Regions from separate parts of the Mus musculus genome. Here all the other regions are linked to region 3. A link is a loop called in an ENCODE intact Hi-C map of the cell type or tissue named here. Cell type or tissue: heart. All regions are shown on one strand. Each heading gives the region's core, and the rest is flanking DNA. Links, peaks and the distances in the headings are about the cores only. Region 1 holds the start of Tmem230 (transmembrane protein 230). Region 2 overlaps Gm14051 (a long non-coding RNA gene). Region 3 holds the start of Slc23a2 (solute carrier family 23 (nucleobase transporters), member 2).

Evidence for each region. A loop is a pair of places that touch in the nucleus more often than their neighbours do. Peaks named below come from ENCODE experiments on the same cell type or tissue, not always from the same donor. Only the 100,000 strongest peaks of a DNase experiment are listed, where the experiment ranks them.
Region 1: it touches region 3 in a loop (3-fold over the local background); 33 of 42 quality-filtered maps call a loop at or near these places.
Region 2: it touches region 3 in a loop (2.5-fold over the local background); 19 of 42 quality-filtered maps call a loop at or near these places.

What each region holds. Positions count from the first base shown.
Region 1 is chr2:132,242,907-132,253,614 of GRCm38, forward strand. It overlaps Tmem230 (transmembrane protein 230), which reads right to left and starts at 4,882. Exons shown (of 4, transcript NM_027478.3): 1 at 4,667-4,882; 2 at 3,050-3,168; 3 at 1,113-1,235. The coding sequence starts at 3,148. It overlaps Pcna (proliferating cell nuclear antigen), which reads right to left and starts at 10,274. Exons shown (of 6, transcript NM_011045.2): 1 at 9,910-10,274; 2 at 8,997-9,094; 3 at 8,785-8,852; 4 at 8,338-8,532; 5 at 6,868-6,991; 6 at 6,380-6,789. The coding sequence starts at 10,130. The coding sequence ends at 6,710. It also overlaps a transcript of Cds2 not described here. In heart, for the core only: a CTCF peak has its summit at 4,784; a DNase peak (open chromatin) is centred at 4,865; H3K4me3 peaks cover 2,919 bases; H3K27ac peaks cover 1,530 bases.
Region 2 is chr2:132,217,955-132,228,662 of GRCm38, forward strand. Gm14051 (a long non-coding RNA gene) reads left to right here. Exons shown (of 3, transcript XR_866753.3): 3 at 2,093-2,298. Among named protein-coding and RNA genes, the nearest start is that of Tmem230, 24 kb to the right of the region's middle. In heart, for the core only: no CTCF peak of the experiment used is centred there; DNase peaks (open chromatin) are centred at 3,787 and 6,597.
Region 3 is chr2:132,138,806-132,149,513 of GRCm38, forward strand. It overlaps Slc23a2 (solute carrier family 23 (nucleobase transporters), member 2), which reads right to left and starts at 6,303. Exons shown (of 16, transcript NM_018824.2): 1 at 6,207-6,303. Gm14051 (a long non-coding RNA gene) reads left to right here and starts at 4,774. Exons shown (of 3, transcript XR_866753.3): 1 at 4,774-5,780. In heart, for the core only: CTCF peaks have their summits at 1,900, 3,165 (motif pointing left) and 3,985 (motif pointing right); DNase peaks (open chromatin) are centred at 5,536, 5,906 and 6,546; H3K4me3 peaks cover 2,449 bases; H3K27ac peaks cover 2,189 bases.

The DNA of each region.
Region 1 (10,708 bases), core at 860-8,859, 100 kb after region 3:
GACTGCTCTTCCAGAGGTTCTCAGTTCAGTTCCTGGCAACCACATGGTGGCTCACAACCATCTGTAATGGGATCCAATGCCCTCTTCTGGTGTGTCTGAAGACAGCTACAATGTACTTATATAAATAAGTAAATCTTAAAAGACAAAAACAAAAGAAAACAACAACAATAAAAACTAACCCAAATAGTGCTTCAGCTGTAATAACATGTGTCAATTGTCACCTCAGAAACTGGATGCTTTATTTTTGCTGCTTGTAACTGTGTAAAGCACCAAAAAGGAACTACATTTTTTCTAGTGTGAGAGAGAAAAAAAATGGATCTGTATTATGGTTAGAATATTGCTTAACTTCTCTCAATGATGACCTATAACTTTAAAATAAAATAAAATAAAATAAATCTTTTCTTCCCTCCCCCAAAAAGAATACTGCTTAGGGTCACACCCCACCCCTGCAAGACAGGGTTTCTTTGTGTAGCATTGGTTATCCTGGAACTCAGAGATCCATCTGCCTCTGCCTCTGCCTCCTGAGTGGTAGGATTAAAGCGGTGTTCCATCATGCCCAGCCTAGTTAGGATAATTTAAGACAGAGAATATATAAACATCCAAGGGAAAGCACCACCAAGCACCACTTAGGGTTTGAATACTGAAACTCAACAGAACTCTTACCAAATCAATGGAAAGAGGAACCCACTTATAAGGTGTAGTGGCCACACACTTACACAAACCTCACTGCTTCACCCCTAACACCCATCAGCACGTCTACACTTCGGTAAAACTACAACCATGGTATGTTAGTCTAGCTACAGCCATGTACTAGTCTGGAAGACTAAACCCAGGCAAAGCTGCATTATTCTAAACTATCTCAGAAGCTATGTGTGCCTACTTACAAGCACCCACCTTCTAAGAATTATGGAGACATTTGCTCAAAGGAGAAAAAAAAAACCCAAACCAAAACTAAAACAAAACAAAAAACCATGCCTTATTATCAGAGGAGAAACTAGATGCGCTTTATTGTTTCTTCTAGTGGAATCCATTGTACTTCTAGAACATAAAAATAGTGTTCTGGCTCATATCTGAAAGACCCATGGCATACTGTCACACGCCCATTAGCTTACCCCTTTGCTGATGTAGCCCGACAGCAGGAGAGAGCCTATGATTATGAGAAAGGTGCCAATCAAAAACAGCACGGTAGCAAGGGCAATGGCCTTATAAGGGATCTTAGGAGGGCTTTTTTTAAACTGGAAGAGAGAGAGAAAAACACAAATGATGAAGAACACTAAGAAAAGACCAGGCCTAAAGTACTCTAGTGCAGGGAGGGTACGTGAGCATCAAAGTGGAAGCTTCGAGTGTCTTAACTATGTCCGTCAGCACTGCACTGGATGTTCACGAGAGTGAAGCATCGTCGGCTGGTCCACAGACCCCACATTACAAACAAGGACATCCCTTTAAAACGATGTTGTCGCCTAGCTGGTGATACGTATTTACTAAGTGCCCATGCGTGGAAGCTGCTACTAACCTGTGGAGGATTAAGAGCACCACACTATACAGACATGAAGAAGTGACTTCTGGGATTGAAGGTGACTTAGCTTACAGTCAGTCAGAAGTTTAGAAACAGAATTTTAGCTTTCTTTTCTGTCTTCCTTTTAAAAGCTGTGTTTTATTTTTAATTATGCGTGGGTATGTACATGTGAGGGCAGATGCCTGTTCAAGCCAGAGGAATTGGATCCTGCAAAAGCTGGAGTTATAGCTTTGTAGGTCACGTAATATGGTTGCTGGGAATCGAACTTGGGTCCTGAGCAACACTGACACTTGTAGGCTAGAGAGATGGCTCTAAGGTCAAAGCACTTGCCTTCCAGATGACCTGAGTTCAGTTCCCAGCACCAACATGGTGACTCACAACATCTGTAACTCCAGTGTCAGAGGGTCCAAGACCCTCTTCTAGCTTCCTGGGGAACTGCATACAACAGGGTACACAGACATACATGCAGGCAAAACATAATACACTTAAATTAAAAAAAAATTTTTTCTAATTTATAAGGAGGAGGGGGGGGCAAGAGCAGACGGCCCAGTGGACAACATTTCTTGCTCTTGCAGAGGACCCAGGTTTCGATCTCAGCACCCACGGTGCTCATAAACATCTGAATCTCTGGTTCCTGGAGATCTGATGTGCTCTTTGGGCCTCCTTGGGCACCAGGCATACACGTGGTACACATGAAAGCAAAACACTCATAGGCATAATACATAAATATATTCATTTCATTACAGTATTTGTGAATACTATTTATTATATATGCAGCGTCTATAATTATATATTTTTATATGATAAATAATTAATAAAATAAATAAAACAGCAGAACAGTATGTGCTCTTAACTGCGTAGCCACCTCTAAAGCTTCCACTTCAGCTTTCCCAAAGCCCCGCATCATAAGTAGATTCAGCTCAAGGTTAAGCTTCAGAGACAGATTAAGGCTGAAATACAGTGTAAGCATGTTATGAAAATGTTACAATGAAACCCACTATTAGTACAAATAACATAAGAACATTTTAAAAAGAAGTAAGAGGCAAACCTTCTAAGGCTCAGCTTGTTACCAGCTCTGACATTACAGGTTTGGAAGCTCCCCAGAGCTACTCTCCCCTCTTCACATAAATGCAAAGAACTATTGATCTGTTTATATTTAAAAGAACGGACTCCTTCCTTAGCTCAGGCGTCACCTAGGCTGTTTTATCCTCAGGGACAGGAGATGCTAATCCTACTCAATACTGGTCAGGAGAGGACACAAACTTACTTGCTTAGATTCTTGTTTGCCATAAAGAATATCTGTATCTGCATCTCATGATGTCAGCAAAGAATTTTCTGGATGAGTCAAATAAAATCTATAACTATGTAGCTTTAGCACTTCAACTGAAACTGGAAATGGAAAACTCTGCAGATATCTGAAACTGCCCTGCTAAGATCCCCTCTCCAAGCTGGGGCTCAAAAGAGCTTGGAAATCAGCTTGTTTCTTGCTGGTCCAGATAGTAGCCAATTTTTTTAATTGATTGATTATGTTACCTGAAGGTCAATGTAGCCATCGTCTGTGCTGGCAAGCCTTGAATATTTGACTTTACTGCTGGGGAGTCCAGTTGCCAGGTTGGTACGAGACGGCATCATAACAGAGTAACACAGCTAGTCTGAAAGGGAAAGACTTGTTGTCTGCAGCAGTCCCAGTACAGCCCAGGAAAGGATGTCAGATACTGTTCCGAGCTGCTGTGCCACATGCTACCCATGGTAGCTTAGGCGTTTCACTGCTTACGGTGACCCGACACTTCTTGTACACACTAAGCATGCTTCCTTTATGGATCTAGGTTGACTTCACAGAAAGACACCAAAGGCACTTCACCAAGAATCAGGCTCTGTTCAATCTGCTACCGATGTTTCTGGCCTAATTTTCTAAAGTCCAATGTTCACATTTTCAACCCCTCCCTTACAGTACTGCCTACCCCTTAACTTTCCTCAGGAGCATAAATTCACATAACTTTTTTGTCTGCCATGAAAGGAGGAGGAGGAGGATAAGGAATGACACACACATCAGCATCGTGTCTACTTCTAGGTGTGGTACGGTTCTATGTACAAATTCTTATCCATGTGGGAAACGCCCTGGCTATCCATACCACACTAGACATCCACGGCCACCTGCCTCTCTGCTCCCATCCCAAGCATGAAACAAGTGAGTTTACATTCCACATCATGTAGCTCCTGAAAAAACGGATCTAAAAATCCGTTTTACTCAAACTATTCAAAGCAGACAGACATAATAAAAATCATAACTACTGAATTATTTGAGAGTAGGTAAAATTTAAAAGCAATGACGTTTAAATCTTAAAAGTTTGAAATTTAAGCTCAGTACTTCAGTAGGTTACTCTAATCCCAACTACTTGGGAAGAAAGGTGTGGATATACGAAGTTGGAGGCCAGTCTGGGCAACATAGGAAGACCAGACACTCTCCCCTACCATAAATGAAATGTGTGGATTCTTTATAAAGTCATACAATTATGTAAACAAAACAGACTATTTTATTTGCAATGGCATTTGAATTCTAAACGCAAAAAGTCCATCTTTAAGAAGAAAACTAAGTGGCCTTCACTGGTGTGATGTTTTGCACATAATCTCCACAATGGCATGTGATATTTTTTCGATCTTAATGAGCTGCCAGACACTGGTATTACAGTCGACCTTAAGTAACTAGCATGCAAAAAACTGGTGTCAAGTGTTTCTGCGTTTTGGTTAATTACATCCTAGTTCAGAAGTACTAAAAAGGAGCAACGGGAATCCATTTACATTTCTAAACCTTAGGTACTAGGTTTTTGATGTTGCCATCCCATAACATGTTTAATTCCTCATATCTAAAAGTTGAAGCTACCAATAAGCAGGATTTTCGAAGCATTAAACCATGCCTGATTTGTATTACAAGTTATAAAGTTATGTACTTTCCACTTATAAACTCGCACCAAAACAAAAACGTTGCAGCACGACAACGAAATGGGAAGATTTGTTTTTCTTAGCAAGGGATTCTAGAGTGGCGTTATCACATAGTAAATGACAACTTAAAAAACTATCAGCCCAAGTTTCTGCTACACTTTTTACCGGCCCCACCACGATTTCTGCCCACCCTCCCGGGCCCACAAGGACCTAAGCGTGGCGCTGTGGACAACCTCTCGTCGCCCTCCGCCGCCGCCAACGTGAACTAACTGTCTCCGGGAAGCAGCCTCGGTGGCAGGGCCAGGTCTCGCGGCTGGCTTCCGGGAGCGCGCGCCCGCCCCCTACCCGCGCTGCGCTCCCCGTTCTCCGTTAGGCGCGCTCGCAAGGCTCGCTCAACAGCCAAGCGGAAGGGGCGGTCTTAAGGACAGCCCAGCGGAAGTGACGTGGCGGATAGAGGCGCACCGGAAGTGCTGTCACCAGGAAATCGTGTCATCGAATCTTGCTTCCAGGGCACATGGCTGGAGGGCTTCATTGCTGTCTTGTTTTATGTTTGGTAGCGTTTCTTTACGTAGCGCAGGCTGTCCTGGAACTCAGGATGCTGATTAGGCTGGCCTCGAACATAAGGTTTGCCTGGGACAAATGGCGAATGCCACCATGCTCAACCGGGTAGCGGCTTGCTTTTGCCCTGGTGACCAGGACCTGCTACCTCCATAGGGTGGGCGGGCGCGTACTTAGGGTCTCACCCACCAGGATCGAGTTCACAGCAAAACTGTTGAGGTTCCAGTCCTGACCCCATGGCCACATCGGTGCACAGCAGAGTCCTGGGTATCCAGAGGGGTGGACAAGGGATACCCACCAGGAATCTTGCCCTGTCCTAAACACCCCTATGCTGACACTGGTCACCACTCACTAATTAGCGTTCTCACAGCCCCAAAATCTTGTTATTACTACCTGATTATTAAACACTACCCAGGTAAGTGTCCTACCTACCAGACACAGCTGAGTTCTAACATTCATCCTCATGAAAGTGACGTCTTGATAAAGCATTCCCACCACTCCAGAGTTCTCTGAGAGCAGTATTTGCAGGCTACTTCCTTCTGCACTTAATTGGCTCAAAGTATTGAACAGTTGTAGCTACTAGGCATGAGCTCTAACCAACAACCTCCCAGAACAAAGCTGTATTGTCTACATACTGTCAAACATGAAATACAAAGGAAAAATATCTTGGGGTCCACAGATAGAGCTTAGTATTTAAAGGCCTTCAAATGTGGCCTCCCGGAACAGAGCAAACAGGCTCTATACTAGCCATGGTTTGAGATCCTGCTGAAATATAGCAAGAACTGAAAATGGTTCCCCACACCAAACCAGGTTAACACACGCATGCTCACTCATACCTGCAAAAGACACACACACATAAAAACTGAGAGGGGAGGTAGGATAATTTGTCACCAAGCTTGAAGAACTTCATTCAACCCCTGGAAGCCAGGGTGCTGGGGTATACCAATTCCTATAAAATTGTCCTGACCCCCACATGAGCCTCACACATACACAATAAATATACTCAAATATTCTTTAGTTTTATGTAGCATATCATGATCAAAACCACAGGGCCTTTTTAACCCTTCTTGGATCAAGTAGCCACGAAGTTTGGGCCTTTGCTTCACTCAAGATGGACTGTATGTAGTCCTGGTTGGCCTAGGGAGAGATTTATCCACCCCACCCCCTGCACTGCCATTAAAGTTGTATTTTAAAAGAGCTACATCCCAAACAAGGCTACCAGAAAACTTTGCACAACGTAATTACATAAACTCAAGAGAAACATTTTTTTATTGCTATCTCCACGATGGAAGAGAGAACAAAAGCCCATTTACCTAACAGGGTATAACTATTCAGTAGCCATGGTACAAAGGCGGCACTGCTCTATGACTTTTCAAATTGTTAACTTTATTTAAATTGAACAATATTTCTTAAAACTGCATTTAGCGTCAAGATCATTGATGAAAATCACCAGTATTTGTAAAGCAGAAACATTCATGTTAACAAAACTAGTTTTTACTTTGGAGCTTATTCTTTAAGCAAATTATGGAGAATGGAGAGAAAAGAAAGTAGGTTATTTACAGAAGATATCTACATATTTTATTTTAATATTTAAGAATACTCAGGTACAAACTTGGTGACAGAAAAGACCTCAGGACACGCTGGCATCTCAGGAGCAATCTTCAAAGGTTTAGTTTTCTCAATTTCTAGCAATGCCTAAGATGCTTCCTCATCTTCAATCTTGGGAGCCAAATAATACTTTAAGTGTCCCATGTCAGCAATTTTATACTCTACAACTGAAAGACAGGAAAAATTAAACCACCGAATACTATAAATACCACATTACAAAACAATGTTCAAACTTATCATCTTACCAAGGGGCACATCTGCAGACATACTGAGTGTTACTGTAGGAGACAGTGGAGTGGCTTTTGTGAAAAAGTTCAGGTACCTCAGAGCAAACGTTAGGTGAACAGGCTCATTCATCTCTATGGTTACCTAGAGGAGAAAACAGGCTCACTGTAGACATCAGAAACTCACACTATTAGATCACGGTATTATACCACAAAGCAAAACAAATAGTTATCATTTTGGAAGGGTTGATGAAAACCTTGACTAAAGAAGAAAAAAGTCTAGCTTGCCCATCCTGTAGAGCCACACCCCAAGCAATCAAAACAAAGGAGAAAGTTGTTCCTATTCAGATTGTACATACTTCTCTTGCAAAGAATGCATGAAGAGAGGAAGATAACACATAACCACTTCCAAAAACAAGAACCAACAGCTGAATGCAAGCTAAGGGACAGTAAACCAGTCTTCATTGTATGATTATCAATTTTATTCAATTCCCAATCCTTGAACATGTGGATACTGAAAAATTCCTTAATTTCTTTTGTTGTGGAAATGCTTGCACATCAGACAAATACTGATGAATTACATGTCAGTATTTGAGAACTGAGGAGCTGAAGTTGATATGGAAGTAGAAATAATTCAGCAGATTAAGGTTAAGAACTAGTTCTTGGGTTGTGTGTTTATCTATGTTCGAATTCTTACACTTTCATTTACTTTAAATTCATGCAGAGGCCAAGTAACACCTTATATTTACCTTAAATACTTGCAGTAAGCACTCTGAATTTCACTATACTAAACCCTAAAAATCCTATTTAGTTCAGACTTCTGTGTGTAATTCTGATGCTCAGGCTAGCTAGCAAAACTTAAAAAAGAAAAAAAAAAGTGTAGCCATGAAATATACATTGGATTCCTGAGAAAAAGCCTCGATTCAGGGATACTTAGAAATTAAAGAGGCCTAGTATGTTCTACTTGAATGAGGAGGACTCGGAGAACATCTTCCTTTGCCTTCCCAATTTCTTCCTCATTCTTTTTGAGCTAGATTTTCTGCCAGGTTGACTTTAAGCTGAGAATCTTCCTGCTGTAGCTTTGAGTACTACAGTTGTGGGTTTGAGACATCATGCCCAGCTTTCTCTATGGATGTAACTGTCAAGAGCATTTAATACAACTCTTTCCACATTTTGTGAAGTCTTTCTTATTTCCCTTGGGACTGCAAATACTCTTGAACCTGCAACACATAAAGCTACATACACCCCCAACCATTTTCTTTTGCTCACTTGCCAACCCTCACTTATTTGCCAAGAGTATTTCCAGGAAGCAAAAGGCTGTACACTTAGCTTTCCAAATGCTACCTGTAAAAGCTTATGGAGTCGTCTCTGAGCTCTAAGATAGCTTGGTCTACTCAAGACTCCATCTCAAAATGAATGAATAAATAAAAACAAAAGCCGAGGCTCCATCCCTGCTTCAGACACCTAACTGGACGCCCCCTTACTACTCACCGCCTCCTCTTCTTTATCCACATTACTTGTTTGTGACAACTTAATGTTCCCATTGCCAAGCTCTCCACTTGCAGAAAACTTCACCCCATTCTTTGCACAGGATATCACAACAGCATCTCCAATGTGGCTAAGGTCTCGGCATATACGTGCAAATTCACCCGACGGCATCTTTATTACACAGCTGTACTCCTGTTCCTGTAAACCCACAAGTTAAAGGTCAGTCTAGAAAAGGGGGAAGGCTCAGCTTCATGTTCTCAAGATTTAGCATCTTAACCAGAACTCAGAATGCAAGACTTCTGGTTTCTTTAAAACTCAATCAACTTTAGACTGCTGTGGTTTAGTGAAATGGCAGTGTGCCATTCATCCCCAATACCACCACTCCACTCAGAACACGCATCAGCTGGTATCACAGCAGGGTAACACACAATCAGAAACAAGGTAACTCACTGGGATTCCAAGTTGCTCCACATCTAAGTCCATTAACTTCATTTCATAGTCTGAAACTTTCTCTTGATCTACCAAAAGAAGGAAAATGTTACCAAAGCACACCACACGGTCCTATCTATGATGGAAATTTTACAATATTGTTAATATTTTTTTTTGGTTTTGAGAAACAGAAACAACACGTAACTACCGAGTTTTAAAGGTGTTTAACTTACTTGGTGCTTCGAATACTAGTGCTAAGGTGTCTGCATTATCTTCAGCCCTTAATGTAATGATGTCTTCATTACCAGCACATTTTAGAATTTTGGACATGCTAGGGGGGAAAAAAAAAAAGACAGGCTTTATCAACATGTAATCCACATCTATATTTTAAAAAGCAATTACAAGTTGTACCATTTCACACTCACGGTTGGAGAACTGTTAAAGGGGCTAAGGGTACCCCAAACTCTCTCAGGGGTGAAGCAAATTACCGGGTATATGTGATTCTTAAAACCGACTTAGTAAAATGCACTAAAAGCCAACATTCGAGAAAGCATCTTTTTGAGCGGGGTGTCCTTGGTTTCTAGTGTACTGGAGAATGTGCCCCATCACGTCTGGCCTTTTCGTAAATCTTTCAAAATGTATACAAGTGGCACTAATCCATGTATCTGTACTAAAATAAGTCACACACTGTCCTTGAACACGTATACAGGAGGCACTAACCTAGGTAGCTGTAGCAAAGTTAAAAGCTAAAACTGACAGATTTCCCCTCAAATCCATGATGCGCAGTGAGACTCTGGAAGTCAAGAAAAGGTCTATTGTCACTCTAAGTCGACATTACATTTGCACTAAGACTCGTTTATTAGGCGCTAAGACCAGCCACTCAAAGCTGCAGGCATTTAATGAGCACAGCTCCGGAGCACTCATTTTCCCGCGGACTCCCGCTTTGTGGCTTTGGCGCGGAAACAGAGTGGGCGCCACTGCCAGCGCGGGCTTTTCGGAACCGCGCGCTTTGGTGAGGGCTGCCCCCGACACCATAGACCAATCAGAAAGCGCGGATGGCCAAGCCAGCCAATGAGCGTGCAGAGTCACAGCCCCGCCAAGAGCGGAAGCGGGAAGAGTGGGGCCCCGCTCCCGCCACCCGCTCACCTGGTGAGGTTCACGCCCATGGCTAGGTTGCGGTCGCAGCGGTATGTGTCGAAGCCTTCGGAGCGCAGAGTAAGCTGTACCAAGGAGACGTGAGACGAGTCCATGCTCTGCAGGTTCACGCCGCCCGAGCTGACGTCCCAGCAGGCCTCATTGATGAGGTCTTTGAGAGCCTCCAGCACCTTCTTCAGGATGGAGCCCTGGATCAGGCGTGCCTCAAACATGGTGGCGGAGTTGTGGCGACTAGATGAGAGCTACTCTAAGAGGAACGAGGTCTGGCTGCCAAGGTCCCCCGATTCACGATGCAGAAGCGGCAGCGAAGGCCTACAGCGACAACTACCAACCCTCTGCGCCCGCAACCGTCTAATGCCGCGGCTTCCTAGGCGCGCGCCTTTTCCCTGCGCGAGGTCATGACGCCACAGCGCTGATCCACCCACCTCTCCTCAAGGACCAATCGTACCCGTGGTTTGAGCAAGGCCCGCCCCACCGCGTATGCAAAGGCGGGGCTGCGGGGTAGGAGCCTGGGAGGCGAGGGGCATCACGGGGTTCGCGTAGGCTGTCGTCACCGCCCAAGTTTGTGGGAGTTTAGGCTGCAGTTTCCATCCTTAGGAAGTTTCCGCGCCACGGAAGTGGAAGTCACAGGCAAATCGAGCTGTGCGCGGCGGCCTGCCTTGAAGCTGGAGAGTATTTTAAACACTACGGAGCGTTTTCCCTAACGTAAGAAATACGCTGCAAAATATCGAGTAATAAAGAGGCCACCATATTTTAACACCCCTACCCCCCCCCCCATTTCATATCACTT
Region 2 (10,708 bases), core at 1,628-9,627, 79 kb after region 3:
AAAGGACCTGGGTTCAATTTCCAGTACTCAGGTAGTAGTTCACAAACACCCATAACTCCAGTTCTAGGGGATCCAATGCCCCCTTCTGACATCCGAGAGCACCAGCCACGCCCATGCTACATCTATACTTATATCTACACCTGTCTGTCTGTCTGTCTACCTATCTGTCTATCTATCCATAGGCAAAACATTCATATACATAAAAATGTCTTCCTGACAAAGCTTAGAGTGTGATACACAAACACAGTTAGGAGAAATGGAGTGTGTGTTCACTTTTATTTCACATTGAAAACTGTTTTACAGTATTTTTCCATAAACACAATTAAAAAGTAAAAGTTGGGGGCTGAGGAGATGGTTCAGTGGCTAAGAGCACTGACTGCTCTTCCAGAGGTCCTGAGTTCAATTGCCAGCAACCACATGGTGGCTCACAGCCATCTATAATGAGATCTGATGCCCTCTTTTGGTGTGTCTGAAGACAGCTATAATTGTACTCCTACATAAAATAAGTAAATAAATCTTAAAAAATAAATAAATAAAAGTTGAATAGCTGGGAGTAAGGGTGAGAACCTGTAGTCCCAGCTACTGGGGTGGAGGTGGGGAGGGGTCCCTAAGCAGGAAGGACACTTGAGCCCAGGAGGTCAGAGTCAGCTAGGACAATATTAACCAAAAACAAGAACAACAACTACAAAACCACCCAAAACTCTTGTAGAGAGGGGGAGGGGGAGGCGGAGATTGACCCCACAGGCCAGTGTGATGGAGGCCTTCTCTCAATTGAGGCTTTCTCTTCCCACGGGACTCTAGCTTGTATTGAGCTGACAGAAAACTAGCACAAATGTCTAAAAACTTTCATTTTGGACCTGGTGGTAAACTCCTGTAACCCCAGCTCTCAGGAGGCTGAGGCAAAAAGAACTGTCTAATCAAAGACAGCACAGGCTGCATAGTGAAGCCCTGTCTCCAAAAACAAAAGTTAAGATCTGGAGCAGCACTCGCTTTGGAGGCCGTGAGTGTCTGAAGCCTTTAGGAGACACTAGGTCTTGCCTCTAAGTTAACAGCAGAATGACAGGCAGGCACTGACTCTTCTATAAGAAATCAGGCCAGACATTAAAAACAAGAAATCACTAAACGGTCAGAAATGAAAAGTGTCAGAAAGCAAAAATGGGAGCGTGATGATTCATTTGTCTCCCATTGCCTCCTTGGAGGCCAGAGAGCCCCCTGTTTGGGCCTTCAGAAGGCGACTTGCCTAGGGCATCTACTGTCTGTGTTAGGATCTTCTACATAGAGCCGGACTGTTGAGGTTCACTGGAAATTCAGCAACGGTAAAAGGTTTCTGAATGCACAATGGCCAGAGAATAGAAGACCTAACACATGGAGTGACTGCTGACGATGCTCACCCCGGCTGTGCTTGTAACTTCACTGCAGACTTGGGTCTGAAGCCACAGCCGCACATGGTCTGAAACACTATGAGGTAGATTCCCTGCATGCTTTGCACTGCAGAGGTCTAAATGAGCACACATAGTCATCTGCTCTTAGAGAAACATGAACACTTAATCATAGGAAACAAAGGCTTTAAATCCATGGCTTGAGTTGCTGACTTAGGCTTTATTACTGGTTTTTAAATTGTTTATACAGAAGACTGGAGAGATGGCTCTGTGACTAAGAGTACGAATTGCTCTTACAGAAGACCTTAGATCTGTTCCCAGCACTCGCACTGGGCAGCTCACACTCACCTGGGACCCGGGGGAATCTGATGATTCTGACCTCCAAGGGCACCGGCACATACATCTGTAAGAAATATCAAATACCAGTCTTTTTGTCAAATACTATAAAACAAGGACAAGGAATTAAAAAAAATTTTTTTTTCTTTCAAGACAGGGTTTCTCTGTGTAGCCCTGGCTGTCCTGGAACTCACACTGTAGACCAGGCTGGCCTCGAACTCAGAAATCCACCTGCCTCTGCCTTCCAAGTGCTGGGATTAAAGACGTGTGCCACCACTGCCCAGTGAATTAAAATATTTTTATCTCCCACACATTATAAGATGTTCACACAAGTGTTTTACTTACTGTGACCCAGGAAAACCTTTGCTCTATTCTAGGAATTTATGTCCTGGAGCAGTGTCCCCCTTCTTGGAGCAGTGACCCCCTTCTTGGAGCAGCACCTCCTTTCCCCTTCATCCAACTCCCTTGTGTGCCAATTCTCTTCGGACTAGCCAACCAACTGAATAAGATTGTGAGGTCAGACCCCAGCCAATGGGGAAGAGACACAGCCACCACCTGAAATTAGAATAAAAACTAGATACACTTCCTGTCTCCGTGTGTTTGATTTTCTGAGAGCACCCTCTTGATCAAGAGCAATGTTCGCCTGTCCAGACACTTCAGTTGGAACGGTGGGCCCTTTCTTTTGTGACCTCAAACTTACTTCTAACACCCTCACATAGACACAAACACATACATACACAGACACAGACACAAACACCTACACATGGTTAAGATGATAAATCTTTAAAAAGAGAGTAAAAAAATTAAATTAATTTGACTTGTGATTTGGAGAGAATTCCCAACAGTTTCTGAAATGGCCCTAAACATGTTCTGGTCATTTTATGTTACTAAGTTATGCAAATGGCATCTCAGCACTGTAAAAGTGAAATGTCAATCACCTCTGAAAAACCCTGGAGCCCCCTCTCTGTCTGCAGTGTTGGACATTCAGCCAACACTTCCTTATACAGACAGAATAGCACTAGTGCCATTAATATGCAATTTTGCTTTTGTGTTTAATAAATGTTAAAAATTATATGTATCAAAAATTTGTAGAAATAAATGTTTTATTACTAGTAGATGTTTGATGGTGTCTAATGTGTGTGTGTTATATAGTATATAAATGGAGGTATGAAGACAAATTGTGGGGGTCAGTTTTGTTCTTCCACCCTGTGTGTTCCAGGGATCAAACTCTGGGTTGTTAGGTGGCAGGGACATCTATTTGCTTAGCCATGGGCTCCATATCCTACCATGCTACAAATTTAAGCTACCTCATATCCCTGATCAAAAACCTGCCAGGAGGGCCTGTTATCTCTCATGTTAGTCCCCATTGAGTAAAACTAACCAACTTCTTTCCACTTTGTAATTATGGCGTTTAGAGCAGTTCTCTCTGACCATGGAGATCCTTCCAGGAAAGCCCACATGATTCACGGTGGCCAAAAAGAACAGACCCTGGGATGCTTCTACATGGGGGCTCTTAGAGAAGAATGGGGCATGAACATGAGCTTGAAGCCTCTTGAGAATTTGGCTCCCACCTCCCTGGGCTGTTTGATGATCTAAGAAAGAAGTCAAGTAGCCTTGTAACTGAAGTTCACTCCCGAGAAACAGGTTTATTCCTCTGGCTATTGTGGCCAGCAGACTCAAACAGACTCACTAGAGACCTGAGGAGCCCTCTCTTGGGTTTCTAGGTCAGCCAGTTTGGGGAGGCCAGGAAAAAGACTGTGAAAGAAAAAAAAACGACCCAGCTCATAATCACTGGTGCTTGCAGCCTGCTGGAGAAGGGAGAGAACACTGGAGACCATGCTGACGCAGAAAGAATGGGATGCAGGCCTGGCCGTACCATTCAAACCCTGGGCAGAGGAGTATTCAACACAGCAGTTCCTGAATATCCCTTCTCCATTTTTGTCAACTTGAGTGGTGTTTTTAAATTTTGCACTCTCATGAGCCCGGAATGATTCACTGGCTCTTTTTGGAAGCAGCTGTATTTTGAGATCATTTTCAGGAGTTCTTTAAATATCCTGAACGCTCTACTTACAAGGGTGACTCAAAAAGAATCTTCTCCCCAGGGAGGGGGAAAAGGGAACTGGCGTTGACCGAGTTGACTGTGCACAAGCTTGCTCTGCAGGATGAAAGGGTTCTAGAGGCAAAGTGCACAGCAGTGTGCTTGTTAACACTACAGACCTGCGACTTGAAGTGCTAATGTCGGACCAGCGTCATGGCTCAGACATGACAGTCTGTGCTAGCTTCCCCTCATCCCACACGGGAGGAGACGAGCAGACTCCCCCAGCTGTCTTTGCCACACACACAGGCCACAGTGTGCAGCTGCACGCACACACGCACACTGTAAATAAAGAGGTAATAAATAAATGGATAAATAAATGTGAGTGATTTAGGAAGTGCAACAGTATGCTTTTAAAGCATAATTTTAAAGTTCTGTAGAATGCTAATATACACATATACACATATACACATATATCTGCATTCCTCTAGCTGTGAAGTTAGGGTTGAGTCTATTTTATGGCAATTGTGCCCTAGGAAAACTGTTTGTTGTTGTTGTTTATTGTTTTATTTGTTTGTTTTTCGAGACAGGGTTTCACTGTGTACTCCTGGCTACCCTGGAACTCACTCTGAAGACCAAGCTGGGCTTTGAACTTATAGAGACCCGCTTGCCTCTGCCTCCAGAGTACACCACCGCTACCCAACTGATTTTTGTTTTTGTTTTTTCAAGACAGAATCCTTTTATATGTAGTCTTGGCTATCTTGAAACTCTGCCTGTTGGCCAGGCTGGAACTTGAAGAGATCACTTGCCTCTGCCTCACCAGTGTGGAAATTGAAGGTGTGTGCTACCAACACCCAACTAACACCCAACTAGTAAAGGCGATTTTAAAAAAGAATTCTTTCCCCACAGCACACGACCTCATGGTATTCTGTGTGGTGGTACTTTAGAACTCCATCGTGATCCCAAGCACACCCCAAACATCTGTTCCCTCAGGGACAGGGGGTGCTCTGAGGCAGAGGCTGTGGGCTTGTTTTATGCTCTAGGGGTTGTGTGATGCAAAGACTGGACAGGCATGAGCTGGCTGAGTGGATGGGCCTACCAGATGCATATTATGTATATTCTCTGATTCATTTGCTTCTCTCAGCAAGCATAGGTAACAGCGGCTGGCTTGGAAATTGGAAGTGATACAAACTAAATAAGTCTGCAGTTCTGTGCATTGCATGCTAGCAAGGGGGACACACAGTAAATGTGTGTGTATATACATATATGTGTCTGTGTGTACATATATACATATATAGTGTAGTATATAGTGTAGTATGTAGTATGACAGCTGGTAGTAAGGATTTAGAAGGAAAACAAATCAGATTCAGGGATCAGGAGCACCAAGGATGAAAGCTGACTGACTACTTCACAAATGGACCACATACACACACACACACACACACACACATACACACACACACACACACACACACATACACACACATACACATATACACACACACGCTAGCCCAGCTAACCGAGGGCAGTGTGATCTCAGGCAGGTTAGTAGGGAATCGTACTTAAGGGGGAAAGGAGGATACCAGTACATTAATTATAGCTAGGATCAGTGCTGTTAATATGTGGCTTGTGTGGTCGCGTAGGAACCTATGCTCAGAAGGTCTTAATGTTCTACCACTATCCAGAATTTTTGTTTATTGGTAGATTTTTATTTATTTAATCTGATCTAGGTGCTAGAGATAAAAACTTCTTACACTTGGGTAGCACACACTTACCTGACAGCCATCACCTTTGTCCTGGACTGCTTCTTGTCCACGTTTCTTTTCTATTGATTTTTATGTAGATGTCTATACAAAATCACCATTCTAACTTCTGTATAAATGGCCATTTTAGAATGATATTGCATTGTCATAGGGCAGCATTTCTTCAAGTCCCTCTGGGATTCTTTCTGATTTATGTCATAGCTTTGATTTTTAGATAGTCTTTAAGATAATTATGTGACCCCCCCCCCACTCCTTACTCTTCCTGTGGGTTTCTAATTAGGATAGAATTGCAATTGTAGATAAATGTATGCTTTAGAAAATTGAGTCTAAGTTAACAAAATAATTTTTATGCATCTCAGTAAGGTTCCATGATTTTCATCAAATGGGTTTAAGTAACTTCCCATTAGTTTAATCTTCAAGTGTTTTGTTTCAGCTTTTTGTGAATGAGACTTTGTTGTCCTGCTTAGAAATAAGTAAGATAAGTATTAGTTACATGTTACCATGATGTAGTGGCACCGCCCTCAATTGTGATATTCTCAGCGAGCATCTGTTTTGCTAAATTCTCTTTATTAGTGTTGATCGATTTCTTCTTCCTTCCTTCTTTCCTTCCTTCTTTCCTTCCTTCTTTCCTTCCTTCCTTCCTTCCTTCCTTCCTTCCTTCCTTCCTTCCTTCTTTCCGTCCTTCCTTTCTTTTTCCCCCTCCTCCTCCTCTTCCTCCTCCTCCTTTCAGATGGGATCTCACTGTGTAGTTCTAGCTGTACTAGAACTCACTCATTAAACCAGGCTGGTCTCAAACTCACTGAAATTTGCCTGCCTCTGCCTCCGGAGTGCTGGGATTAAAGGTGTTGGATCACTATGTTTGGCTCTTGTCTTTTGAGGGTCATAATGGGCTTACTTACAAATTGTGATTGGGTTTTCACATTTTCTTTCCTTAGTACTTCTCATTTCTGTAGCAAGAATGAAACTTGCCGAGTTAGAGGATACAATTTTCATTTCCACTATTTTCGGAACCTCATGACCCACTCTTTCTAGCTGGTAGTGCTGAGGGTGTTCTCTGCCCGCTGGCTTAGGGAGGGGTGATACAGCAGAATGCAGGAAAAGGAAGTCAACTTGCCAAGTCTCTGTCCGATTTGGAACAGCACATGAAGTAGAGACCATATGCCAGCTTCCTTGATTCTGACCCAAGTCCCTGGGCTGGGTTGTTATGGATAAGGAGAAGCCCCTATGAGCTTTCAGAGATTCCATAACTAATCAAAGGGCACAATTTCCAGACTGACATCTGGACCAATGGAATTAAAACAGAATGGCTTCCCACCATAGGTGGCTTGAGAAGTGCCTCTTAAGATGAATGAAATGTCTCTAGATTCAGAAGAAAAAAAATGAGTTAGAAGCCAATGTTCAACACTGAAAAATGTTTCTGTACTCTGTCCTCATCTCTGGAAGCCCAGACATTGACATAAATAGACAGTGAGGGATAGGTTGATATAGCTGTCAGAACACTAAGAGACCCCACCCAGACAGACCAAGCAACTGGAATCTCGAGAGATCCACAGCCTTTTCCCTCAGTAGTGTCCAAGGGGGAACAAATGTATCAATTCATCAAGAATTTAAAAACTGTGGGTGCACTTGGGTAGCCCTAAGAGCACAGTTCTCGGGTCAGCAGAATGATCTGACACAGTTCTAGAAGGATACCAGGAACTGGGAAATCCTTGGACACTCCCACCAAGTAGGCACAAATGCTCCTCCATGTCCAGTTGAAGGGCAGAAGCATCTGAGAGACCCAGACCTAACGAAGATTCTCAATGGGAGAACAGGGAGCTAAGGTTAAGCCATTTACACTCTAGACAAGTTACATTTTAGCAAACAGTAGCCTTGTACATGTGTGGGTCCTAGCACTTGAAAGGCAGGGCAAAGTTCAAGGTTAACCTGGGCTATACAGCCTGCTTCAAAAATCAAACAAATCAACCAACCAAAACTCAGGGGCAAGGAGATGGCTCAGTGGGTAAAAGCCCTGCCCACACAAGATCAGAGAGTGCAGGACACAGCTTGCACATCTGCCTGTCATTTTACAAGTGACGATCTGAGTATGCAGGACATAGTGTGTGCATCTGTCATCTTACCGGTCCGGCGGGGAGATGAGAGGCAGAAACAGAAGAACCACCCAGAACTAGCTTCAGGTTGGCTAGCCTGAGCTACGTACCACAGTAGAAGGACAAGGGGGAAATCCTCACCAAGGTGGAAGGCAAGGACCAACTCCCCCAAATTGTCCTCTGAATCCACACACAAAGTTTGGACTCTGTGTGTTCATACGGGTGCACAGGCCACACACACACACACACACACACACACACACACACACACACACACACACAAATAAAAATTTAAAATTAAAACCAACAGACCAGGTCCTGGCTCAGTGGTTAAGAGCACTGACTGCTCTTCTAGAGGTCCTGAGTTCAATTCCCAGCAACCACATGGTGTCTCACAACCATCTGTAAAGAGATCTGATGCCCTCTTCTGGTGTGTCTGAAGACAGTGACAGTGTACTTACATAAAACAAAATATCTTAAAAAAAAAAACAAAAACAAAAAAACAGGCCAAACAAACCAAATACTAGTGTGGACACTCGTGTGTCGGAGGCTTCTCCTCCCTGGGGCTCCCGACACTGTGTGAGGTCCTTGTTCCCAGAGCTGCTGAGAAGGGGGACTACTCCCATCAGTGAATTTCCATCACCTGGAAGGACGGTGACTCATGATGGGAAGTCAAATCCAGTGGAATTTTTTAAATTAAAAAAAGAAGGGGTGGGGAGCCTTATTTCTTTGGAAGTTATCTGTTGTGTAAGATTCACACCCGCTTTGGCCTTTAGCCAGGATGAGAAGCATCTGTAGGCACGCTCACCTTGTTTCTGATTTTAAGGGCAATGCATCTGACATTTCATTAGTCGTGATGTCTGTTGTTATTCATATTTAATGAGGTTAGGCACCATTGTCTGTTGGAAGTTGGGTAGAGTTTACTTTGTCAATACTAAGTCAAGATGGGGAGGCGGCTTAATCTGCTGCATCAAGACAGGTATTCATCTGCTGCAGGTTTTGGTATCCATCAAAATGGCCGTACGATTTTTCTCCTTAACTTATTAAGGCAGGGAAATATAGAACACAACACCCTTGACTTTGCCTACTTGTTATAATCAAAAGCTAGGCTTTATCTTTCACAATTTATTTACAATCTTAAAATCAACACTTGAAAATGAGTTTGGGTAAGATTTTATTTGAGGGTTATATTACGTTTGTAAAGTAAACGGTGATGTATCAAAGCGTTCCTTACAGTCTAGACTCTCAGACTTCCCACAGTCTCAAGGTTTACTGGACATTTTGTACAACATTAGCAACTAGGTCTGAAAACTTAGGGAAGACTTTAAAAGTGTATGCGTGTGCGCATATAAGGGTGAAAGGTCAGATGTGGAGGTCATAGGAGAATCTCAGCAAGCCGCAAGCCCTTGCCCTCCACCTTGTTTGAGATGTGCGCTACCCAGCCTGACTTTACCTGGATTCTGGGGAGATCAGACTCAGGTCCACAAGCTTAAACTGCATGTTACCCACTGAGCCTTCTCCTCAGCCCTGCAGTAAGACTTGTTTTTTAGAGACAGGGTTTCTCTGTGCAGCTTTGGTTGTCCTGTAACTCAATAGGTTACAAGCTGGCCTTGAACTTAGTGAGTGATTGTTCCACCTCTTGAGTGCTGGGATTAAAGGTATGCACCACTATGTAATATTTTTTTGAGGGGTGAAGGTTTTATTATTTTTATGTGTAAGGGTGCTTGGCTAGGTTGTATACCTGCGTACTGAAAGAAAATAAAACTTGAGACCTGTGATTCATGTAATTTATGTCAAATAGCCCAAAGAGTTGTTTGTGAACTTTGAAACCTGGTGCTGAGAACATAGCAGATCAGGCCAGGACATGCCCTGGCAGGCCCGTTGTTATATAGACATTCCTGAGGCTGCTTAGCCATAAAGATAAAGAGAATGACTGCCCAGCGCCTCCCTATCTCCTGCCCTTCTAACCTAAGTTAAATGTTATCTGCATGTACAGTCTGCTGATGTTTAAATGGACCAATCATGTGAAACCATGCCAATTCCTACCCCAGCCCCAGCCCCTTTTCTATAAAAACCCCTAGCTTCCAAACCTCGTGGTCGAATCCACTGTCTCCTGCGTGAGATACGTTTCTACCTGGAGCTCGGCCATTAAACTATCTCACGTTTTTACATCAAGGCATTCTGTACTGTTCTTGATTCTTGGGTGCACGCCGAATCGGGAATTGAGTGGGGGTTTCCCCACTAGGTTCTTTCAGTACCACATGCAAGCAGAACTCACGGAGACTAGAAAAGACATTGGGATTTCCTGAAACTGGAGTTTCAGGTGGTAGTGGAGCCTCTGTGAGGGTCCTGGGTATAGAACCTCAGTCCTCTGGAAGAATAGACAGTGCTCTTAAGTGATGAGGCTTTTCTCCAGCTCCTTGGAAAAACTTTTGCTTGTTTGTTTGTTTATAGAAAGGGTTTCTCTGTGTAGCCCTGGCTGTCCTGGAACTCACTCTGTAGACCAGGCTGGCTCAAACTCAGAAATCCGCCTGCCTTTGTCTCCCAAATGCTGGGATTAAAGGCGTGGACCACCACCACCCGGCTACTTTTTTTGTTGGTTTTTTTTTTTTTTTTTTGTTTTTGATCACCTTTTTCAATCCACTAGAATTTATTTTCCTCAATGACTGATCTGTTCAGACTTCCACTTCTCCCTGTGTCAACTCTTAAACACTCATGAGTGCTTTGCTTAGATGTATGTTGTGCACCATGTGTGTGCCTGGTGCCTACACTGGTCAGTAAAGGACATCGGGTTCCCTGCAGTTGGGGTAAAGGACTGTTGTGAGCTAACATGTGGGTGCTGGCAACAGGGCCTGGGTCCTCTGCAAGAGCAAGAATTCTTAACTACTGAGCCAATTCTCCAGTCCCTTGGAGGGAATTTTAGTAATTGATACTATTTTATAAAGCCCCAGGGTTAACCTCTAGCATTGCCAAACACATTAATTCCAGTGTCTAAACTTTAATGTGTTGTTTTTGAAATGTCTTTGGTTGTTTTGTTTTGTTTTGTTTTTATCTGACAGCAGTATTCCTGGATTCCAGATTGCCCCTGCCAGTGCCTTCTCTCCT
Region 3 (10,708 bases), core at 1,763-9,762:
GAAAAAATGGCTAGTCTAGGGAGACAGCAATTGGTAGAGTGCAAACAGGTGGATTCCTGGGACTGGATGGCCAGTCAACCCAGCCTACCAGGCCAGTTCCAAGCTCTAAGACCTTGTCTCAATACAAAATAAATAGCGGCTGAAGAGATGACAATGTAGTTATGAGCATGGACTCTCTTCTTGAAGACTAGGGTTCAATGTCAGCACTCATGGCTCCAAACACTGAGTCAAGGGCAGAGCTGTCTCTAAGAGCAGGGGTGGTTGGCAGCACCTTGGATGAAAACAGAACCTACCACTCCCAACCCCAGGAAAGAAACACAGACTTTTACTACTCTCCTGTCCCGCCTTCAGCCACCAAAACACACCTTCTGGATGGGGAAGATGGCTGGGTGGTTAAGAGAACTGGCTGTTCTTCCAGGGGTCCCAGGTTTAATACCCTCACCCCCATGGCCACTCTCAATCACCTGCAACCCCAATCCCAGAGAGACCTGATGCCCTCTTCTGGCCTCTAAGAATACTGCATGTATAGATCTACATGTAGGCAAAACACCTATCCACACAAAATAAAAATACAATCTCAAAAAATAATGATAAATAAAATAAATAAAGGTTGTCCTCTTGTTCATACATGTGTACAAACAGACACAGACAGACATGCATGCACGCACACACACAGTGGAGGTGTACCCTTCACCAGGTACTTAATGAGATGCCCTGGAGAAAGAGAGACAGAAGTCTAGTCATCAGGTGCTCTGTGAGGAACCTATAAGTGAGCCTTCTCTGACAGGGCACTAGAAAGATTACTCTTCTTCATGGAGTAAACTTCCCAGGAGTGCTAGAGACTGCCTACACTGGGGTGGGGGGTGGGGGATGGGGGTGTTAAGTTAAGGGCACTGAGAAGATACAAAGTTTACATCTGGAGACAGGAAGAGATCCCATTTGCCTCATTTCCTGACTGGAGTATGACATGTTTGGGCACGACGTCACACACCGGGAAGCTGCCCCTCAGCCACTTTTGTTCCAGGTGTCAGGCAGGAGCCTCTGTTGTCTGTCTGTCTGTCTGTCTGTCTGTCTTCCTCCATGACATACTCTTCCTCCTCTTCTTTCTCCTACCGTCCTCCTGTCTAGCCGTGCCTTGGAATCCAGTCAATTCTTACTGTCTCCCCACAGTAAATCACCATGGTTTGACCTGCCCACCACCTCAGCCCTACCCTATCCACACCAATTCTCAAACAGCAATGGCTAGACAAATGTCCTTGTTAGGACTGAAATCAGGGCCAGGGGTGAAGTTCTGCAGAACCCCTGCTTAACATGCCAAAGCCCTGGGTTCAATTCCCAGCATGAAAATTAAAGATAGCCCTATCCATACTCTGCTCTATGGAGTGAACTGTTTTGCTCTTCCAACTAAAGAAATCATGTACCGAGCTCCTAACCCCTACAATGTGCTCAGATTCAGAGAACACTTTTAGTTGATAATTAAGGTTAAATAAGGTCTTACTATAAGGGGGACTCAATCTAGTAAGATTATAAGAATAGCACTGGCACGGAATTTAGTGGTACAGTGCGCACAAGATCCTAGGTTCAATTCTTAGCTCTGGAGCGGGAGGGAGAGAAAAGACACTAGGAAACGGTCATGTGAGTACCACTTGATGAGAAAGTGGCTGTCTATGAGCCAGACAGAAGCTCTCATCAGAACTAGGTTACCCAGAACCTTGACCTCCGACTTCCCAGTCTCCAGAACTGTGAGAAATAAATGACTGTTTTAACCCCTCCCAAGCGGATGGACGCACCGTGCCAGCAGTGTGAGCAGACTAGCTCGGGCCCCTCGTCCTTTCTGCTCCCGTCCCCACGCTGCCAGCCTCCCTCAGGCCTCCTAAGATGTTTTCCAAGTCCTGTTTTCTGACTCCTCCACTAGAGAGTGCCACATTCAAAAAACCAAGTACCATCAAACTCTCCAGGGTTCCTCCCTGCAGCATCTGACCACACAGATTACCGCCCTGAAAAAAGCAGGCAGTCCAGCAATGGATGAGACGTAGATGAATGCCTGAGACTGGGATCAGGTGAAGGGAAAATCCTCGAAGTCCTTTGAGGCCAGCCTGGGCAACCTAGCAAGATTCAGTGTCAGGATAAAGAGTAAAAGGCCCATGAAAGTTTCAAGCTGAAAGCAGCCCTTAATTATGAAGTCGCCAACAACCTAGAACCTGGGACACGATAGAAGCAGCCAAGCCAGGAGGAGAATGGCAAGGATATGGAGAGCGCACACAAAGGGCTCCTTTAAACCTACCGGCTTCACAGGCTTAACCTGGTCAAGAAGGACAGATGTAAAAGAACTCCAGACCACACACACACACACACACACACACACACACACACACACACCTCACCAGAGAACTGGAGGAGTGGTGGGGTAAGAGAGTGAATGAATGAGAGACCAAAGAACTCTGGGGAAGACTTAAGAAACATGAGGGTAAACTAGGCAGTGGCGGCCACAGTGGCATGTGCCTTTAATCCTACCACTGAAGGCAAAGGCAAGCAGAGTTCTGTATTCAAGGTCAGCCTGTTCTACAGAGTGAGTTCCAGGACAGCATGGGCTACAGAGAAACCCTATCTTGAAAAAAATAAAAATTTTTTTTTAAAGTATGAGAGTAAATAGGGTTTTCTAAGCTTACACTTATCGGTTCAAAATGCCATAAAAAGACAAATTACTGGTGAAGAGTTAATTTTCTTAACCAAAATGACAAAACTCCTTAAACTATCAGTGGGATCAAATCCAGAACCCCTGATGGCGCCCAGGTTTCTTTAGAAACACGGTGGAGTTGATGACAGCTGACTCAGTACTTCCCATAACCAAGGAACTAACTAAACCTTACACCTTTTGAGTACAGATGCCGTGGTTTTAATTCAAGAATGGTTTGTTCAGTAGCAGCTGCCACCTAATTAACAGAAGAATTGGGGGGGGGGGCACACAAGCTTACCAATGAGACAAAAAGCCTATTCCAAAATATAGACCCACTAGACTGCTATACAAACGAGGGAGGCAGTATGGCATTCAAAACTTCTTAAACCAAGGGGACTGGAGAGATGGCTCAGTGGTTAAAGTGCACTGGTGCTCTTCCAGAGTTCCTGAGTTCAATTCCCAGCAACCACACGGTGGCTCACAACCATCTGTAATGGGATCCGATGCCCTCTTCTGGTGTGTCTGAAAACAGCTACAGTGTACTCATATACATTACATAAATCTTGTTTGTTTGGTTTTTTTTGGTTTTTTTTCGAGGCAGGGTTTCTCTGTGTAGCTCTGGCTGTCCTGAACTCACTGTGTAGACCAGGCTGGCCTCAAACTCAGAAATTTGCCTGCCTCTGCCTCCCAAGTTCTGGGATCAAAAGCATGCGGCGCATTAAATAAATCTGAAAACAAACAAACAAACAAACAAAAACCCCACAACTATCTAAACCATATACAACACTAATTTTTTTTCTTTTTGAGACCATTACATTTCTCCTTTCCCTTTCCTACTTTCAAACCCTCCCATGTACCTCTCCCCAATCTCCTTTAAATTCAGGGCCTCTTTTCTCACTAATTATTATAGTATGCATATATGTACATATATATATACATATATGTGTGTGTGTGTGTGTGTGTGTGCGCACACATACATATACCTACATATAACTGTTCAGTTACTTGTATGTGTGTTGTCAGGGCTGACCGTTTGGCACTGAACAGCCGACTGGTACTGTCCCTGGGAGGACCACCTCTGCCACTCCCGGCTTTCTGCGGTTGCCTACAGCTCTCGGTGTGGGGCTGAAGCCTCGTGGACCTTTTCCCATCCTCTTTAGCATGTTCACTGGTGTCGTCCTGGCTCAGCTCACACCTGGACAGTCATATTGATTCAAGTACTTTTTAAAAAAAGAAAAAAACGTGTGTGGGTGGTGTCCCCGGAGCGTGCTGTCTCAGGTGTGTGCAGTGTTCATACCACAGAGGCCAGAAGAGGGCACTGGAGTCCCTGGAGTTAACGATGATTGTGAGACATCGTGTAGGTGCTGGGAATTAAATCCAGATCCTGTAATTTAAGAAAACAAGGGGGGGAGGGAGAGCAGCCAGTGCTCTTAACTGCTGAGCCATCTCTCCAGCCCTCTAGTTTGTTTTTAACTTTCTTGTTGGACATGGTGGTACGCACACACCTTTAGTCTCACTACTGGGATGTGGTAGATCTATGAATTCCAGCCAGCCGCGGCTGCATATAAAGACCTTGTCTCAAAATAAATCAATATTCTGTGTAGTTTTACAAGGCTAGGCCTTGCCCTTTATCCCAGGCTGGCCTGTCTTCTTCCCATCTCCACCAGCTGGGCTGAGTTGCTAAGATTATACATTTACATCACCACACCCAGCCTAATTGCTTTTTAGTAGAGGTTTTAATCTCAGCATAATGTGCCATACTCAGAAAACTAAGTACCAGGCAAGTATCTGGAGTAAGGGGCAAGGGGTGGAACTTTAAACTGGACCTTAGAAGCTCTCCCTGACTTTGAGGCTGGCCTGGAGCAAGTTTCAGGTCAGCCAGGACAAAAAGAAAAAAAAAAAAAAATGCCACTCAAACACCCACTTTCTTTCCTCCCTTTTTTTTTTTTTTTTTTTAAGGTGGTGGTGGTCAAGACAAGGCTTCTCTGTGTAGCCCTGGCTGCCCCGAAACTCACTCTGTAGAGCAGGCTGGCCTTGAACTCAGAAATCCTGCCTGTGACTCCTGAGTGCTGGGATTAAGGATTCGTGCCACCACCGCCGGGCAAACACCTACTTTCTTACAGAAATTACTTCCCACAAGAATAAAACAGTGGTGGGAGTCGGGGTGATGGAAATACTCTGGTATAAAAAGAAAGAATCAGTTAACAGTTGAGCAAAAGACATTGTCTAGAGAACAGATACCTCATGCCTCGCTGATGTCTGCCTGAGGATGCTCAGGGCCTCCTTTTAACTAACTACCAGGTGTGTCATGAGTGCTAACACGGTGGACAGCCTCAACTGCCCAAAGCTATTAACTTTTGGATGAGCTAAGCATAGAGAGTAGTTCTAAAGTGACCCTGATAAGGTCAACTATAACCCAGCAGAGAATCCTGAACTTCTAAGAGGTGAAGAAGGCCTCTCACAAACTTCACCAGAGTCAAACACCTTAAAGGAGCAGGCCAGCAAAGTCACACAAGATGAAAGGGCAGATGAGAGAAACGGAGCAGGTGAGGCCTCAGCCCAATAGCACTCAAACAAAAAACAGAAAAATTTCAGCCACCTAGCCTAGCCTTCAGAAAGGAGAAAACTGCCTAAGGGAAGTCACATGGCCAGTTAATGACAGCTCAAACCAGGCTGTCTCAGGACTCAGATACCAGATCCTCACATCCCTGGCCGCCTTAGTTCAGAGGACCCAAGCGTCAGAAGGGATAGCATCTTCGCCATCATCCGGTCTCCCAGCACCGCAAAAAGCAGACTAACAGCTACTACAAATGCCCCAACCCCAAGTAGCCTTCAAAAAGCTAACTTTCTTCCCTGTGCACTTGCCCTCACCCCTTGCGCTGAAAATCAGGAGTTTCCCATCAGACCCGCTTAAAGCCCCTCATCCGGAATGAAGGCCGAGTTCCCATAGGCTACACATCTAATGGGACATCTCCGGCCAAACGATGAAGACAATTCTTCACCTTCAAGTTATCACACTCCAATGTCAATTTCTCGGTCAAGAGCGCAGGCAACAAGGCGACCCCGGACCCCTGCGGGGCAGGCCAGCGTGAAAGGTCGCAAGGTTGGTGCAGCGGCATCTAAAATTACTCCGTGTCGCCTTCCGCAAAGAGGGAAGGAAGCCAGACTGGAAACAGCACCGCCATCCCCCGCCCCTCGGGCTGACCCTGAATCCCCGGGCGCGGGGATGCGGGGCGCACCACCTGGGGAGGGGCGCGCAGCAAGCCACGCAGCACGGCGAGCCCACGGTGGCTGTCCCGGGGGCACCCGGCGGGGCGGCAGTGAGCGCCGGGGACGCACGGCCTGACACTGCAGCCGGGGCCGCCGGGCCGCGCGAGCCGGCGTGGGGGCGCAGGCCGCGCCGCGGGTGGGTGACAGCGCGCGGGGGCCGCGCGGGCCGGCCTCGTGGGCTCGGCGAGCAACCGGGGCTGCCGGCAGGTGCTGCCGCGGACCCGGCGTGGGGCGTGGGGCGCGGCGGCCCGGCTCTCACCTGCCTGCAGCTCGCTGGGCTCGCGTCCCGCCGATCGCACCGCTCGCGCCGCAGTGCCTGCCGCCGCCTTGGGTCCCCGCGGCAGCCGCCTGCAAAATGGCGCCGCGGAGGGGCGGGCCGGGGGCGGGAGCCGCGCAGCCGCCCGCCCCGCGCGCCGGCCCCTCCCCGCCCGACCCCCGGCTCCGCCCGCGCGCCCCGGGGCGCCGAGCCGCAGACCCTTCCCCACACACCTGCTCCGGGGGGGCCGCCTAGGATGCTCGACGCTCGCAGGCTCTCCCCTTCAGAGCCTCCTTTCTACCCTGCAGGACCCCAAGCCCTGCAGTAGCTGTGGGGTGACAGCGAGAGGGGTGCAGTGTACCCGGCTCAGTGGGTAACCCGCTTTAAAGCAATTTCGCGGCGTATCCAATTGGGCCGTCAGGCTTCCGAACTCGCTGGGGAAAGAGAGCCTCCTTGCTTATGCTGACGCGGGAGAAGACACACCAGGCTTGATTTCTCTGGGGCGTGTGTTCTGATAGAGCGGGTTTGGGGGCAACCTGCTATTCTGTATTTCTCAAGTGTACCCCCCAAGGAATGCCTGCTGGATGGGCACTTAGGCTGTGAGTCAAAAGGCCGCGTGTCAATAAACACATAGCACTTAGGCCGGGCAGTCTTGCCCAGGGGGGCATCATTAAAACTGGGTACCACCCCCAGCGGTGCTGAAACTGAAGTGTGGCTTCGAAATTTGCATTTCCAGGAAGTTTCTAGGTGATGCTGCAGGCGGTGGTCTAAGATACTAACTTGTAACTAAACCACGTTCTTACCTCCACCAAAACAAACAAAACCCTAATAATTAGCTCTCTCTTCTGTCTTCCATCTTGAAACCACTGTCTTGGTTGTTTTTCTAACCCAGTAATTCCTTTCATCCCCAAGCAACTCCGGAGAGCCATAAAGAATGGTCGACCACAGCTGACCTCATCTTTAAAAACAAAAAGCAGATTTTATTCCTGAATTGTTTATGTTTGGCAGTCTTGAGGACTGGTAGCACACTGATCAATAGAGGCATGCCGTAACCAGCAAAGACGGGCATTTTATAAAGTAGGCTAGTGCGGACGAGCTGAGAGAATCAATATATAATTCTCTAAGTCTCACACTAAAATAAAACCAGTGAGGCTTAGTGGTGCACACCTGTAATCCCGGCATTTTGCAGGCAGAGGCAGGAAGACGATGAATTTGAAGTCAGCCTGGGCTACTTAGACTCCTGTCTCAAAAAAAAAAAAAAAAAAAAAAAAAACCCTAAAAAACAGTAAGTTGAATTGTAAAATCCAGCATACCCTGGAAGACCATAGGTTAGTATTTCATCTTCACTGAAGATGAAGAAAAGAGATGATTCTGTAACCAGCACCAGAGAAGCACACAACTCTTTCTATGCCAGAGTTTCCAGCCACCCTTAAAAACATAATGTGTGTGTTCTGCTCCACAATATGGAACCTTTTGGAATAGAAGGCCTGTTCCAAGATCAAGAACCCCTGATCTTTTCAGTTCATCTCTTTTCTTCATTTCCCCCCATATATATTGTCTCCCACTCCCTAACTCCCCCTTTATAGTTTTACCTCCAATCCTAAAGCACTACCTCACTCCGGGTTTCCCCCCTCCCTCCCTGGTTTCCTGCATCTCTTCCTCCCCCACCCTCCGCACTCAACAAGCACTATAAAGCACCATCAGTCTCCCGCTTTCTCAGACGTCATCTGTGACCTTCTAAGTGCCAAATCCTTTTGCCTGTTTACAGATCTTTTTTTTTTTTTTTTCCTTCCTTGGCTTAGTAACATTCCATTGACTAACCCCCTCCTGGAGATGTTTTTATGTGATAAAGCCACTCAGCCTTCCTGACTGTCCCACTCTTTTCCACCCAGGTTGGTGATGGAAGGATTTCTCAGGTGTGGGCTTCTAAAGACGTTGGTCCCCTTGATGCCCTTTTCTCCTCAGGCTCCCCATGCTCTCTGCTTCTCACCACCCTCTTCCCCCATTACCTCTCTTTCCAGACCAGTCATTTCTGAACTTCTAGACACACTTCCCAAATGTTTCCAGAAACTATAAATGCCCCATTTGTGTGTGCCCCCCCCCCAGAGTGTACATGTACCGAGTCAAAAACTGTCGATCAAAACTTTCCAAGCATTGGCGAGATTCCTGATTTGATAGTGCCAAGATAATTATTTAGGGCACTTTTGTACTGAATGTATGCAGAGCCTTCCCTGTGTCTCTCTGTCCTTCACAGAACACAATTATTTACATGGTATTTGCATTGCCTTCGGAAGTACAATAGTCTAGAGAGGTTTCTGTAGGTTACAGGCAAACAGTGTATATAAAGATTACCAGACTAGCCTAGCTGAAGCTTTCTGTGCCCTGGGGCCAGGGGTCCTGAAACCAGCCACTCCCCTGCACTGCAGTCATCCCTAGTCTCATCTTTCCTTCACAGAGTGTTCTTTATCTGAGTTCTCTGTTTTTGCTACCCCAAACCCTGAAGTTGTCTTTGACGCTGTGTCCACTCAGTCACCTGCAGTCAGCTTGAACAGGGGAAGTGTTCTGTACCTGCAGATACCGTCTCTTGTTTTTAACTCTCCAACCTCTTAAGAGCTGCCTCCCAAAACCATCTTTGTTATCATCTCAAAACACAACTGACCATTTGACATCCCTTCTGAGAATCCTTTGGGGCCCCTTTGTCTAAATAATGACCCAGCAAAGATAAACAGAATCTAGTCTCTTCCAAAGCATAACATTCAAGACCCTTGACTTTTTAATCTCACGCCCTCCCTTTCTTTCTGGACAAAGTACTACATTTTACCACTGGTGAACAGGAGGTGACATCAAGGGTTTCCCTGACTTCAACTTTTCAAGGCTCTAATGAGGACTGAGTGCGGTCATGCATACAAAAGATTCACTCAGTGCAGTGACACACGGGTGACATTTAATTCTTTGGCCTTTTTCAGACACAGTTTGTTTTATGTAAACGCCAGAGAAAATGTTAGAAATACTCTTGAATTTCTAAGTGTGTATAAGGATGGATTAGCTGCCAGCTACAGTCACTCCTATGTATGAGGGTCACTCTTACAAATAAGCATTTTATCGTCATCAATTCAAAAATGACATGGGCATTTTCTTCTCACTTCCTTTCTCTGTGATTTTCTTTCTATTTTTTTTTTTAATTTATTTATTTTTTGGTTTTTCAAGACAGGGTTTCTCTATGTAGCCCTGGCTGTCCTGGAACTCACTGTGTAGACCAGGCTGGCCTTGAACTCAGAAATCCGCCTGCCTCTGCCTCCCAAGTGCTGGGATTAAAGGTGTGCGCCACCACTGCCTGGCCCATGATTTTCCTTTCTTATTACAAGAGCTATAAGCGCTGTTCTGCTCCCCCCAGCCCTCATTAACTTCTCTAAACTCAAATTTACAGAATCCACCAAGAATGTTTTATGACTGGTTAATTTGATTGAAATTCCCCTCATACATAGGAGTGACTGTAGCTGGCAGCTAATCCTTATACACACCTAGAAGTTCAAGAGTATTCTAACATTTTCTCTGGCGTTTACATAAAACAGTGTCTGAAAAAGGCCAAAGAATTAAATGTTTTGTATTTTGTGCATCAAGAGTCAAAAACAAATCCCTGTAGTTTTTGGATTGGTTTTGGTTTTTTTTTGTTTTTTTGTTTTTTTAAATGAAACTCAAAATACAATAAAAGTAATTGTATAATTAAGTATATTCTTTTCCTTTGGGGAGGCAAGGTGTGGAACCCACGTAGGCAAGTGCTCTATCACTGAAATAGTGCCCGACCTCCCCAGTACAGTATTTTGCTAAGATTTTACTTAGGATTCAACTATAAACATACATTCTTAGCTCATACAAAAGCAAACAGTCTGCACCCCATTTCTTGGCCATTAACTCTGACTTGGAGTTGTCTCTTCAGGAAAACTCAGGGAAGACATTTTAATTTTGGAGAGATCAGATTGAGCGATAGGGAAAACCTTCACCTAATACTGGGCAAGTGCTTGCAAGAGACTGAGAATTTAGCACTCACTTGACTTCACCTAACACCCTGTCACTCTCCAGCCCAGGGCAGCTCTGGGACCTGCCTGAAATCACTGCTGCTTTTTGTACCTTTTTTTTTTTTTTTCAGACAAGGTCTCACTACTTACCTCTGACTTGGTTGAAACTAGCTATGTAGACTAGGCTAGCCTCCAATCCCCAAAGACCTAACATAACAGCCTCTGCCTTTTAAATGAAGAGGACTGCCACACCTAGAGACTTTCCTTTCTTTCTCTCTCTTCCTCTTTCTTTCCTCTTTCTTCCTTCCTTCCTTCCTTTCTTTCTTTCTTTCTTTCTTTCTTTCTTTCTTTTCTCCTTCCCTCCTTCCTTTCTTTCTCTCTCTCTCTTTCTTTCTTCCTTTCTTTCTTTCTATTGCAGTGTTCTTCATTGCAGCAGTATTTCAATTAATAAACAAACAAAAGTAATAAGCTGAAAGCAAGCCTGCAATC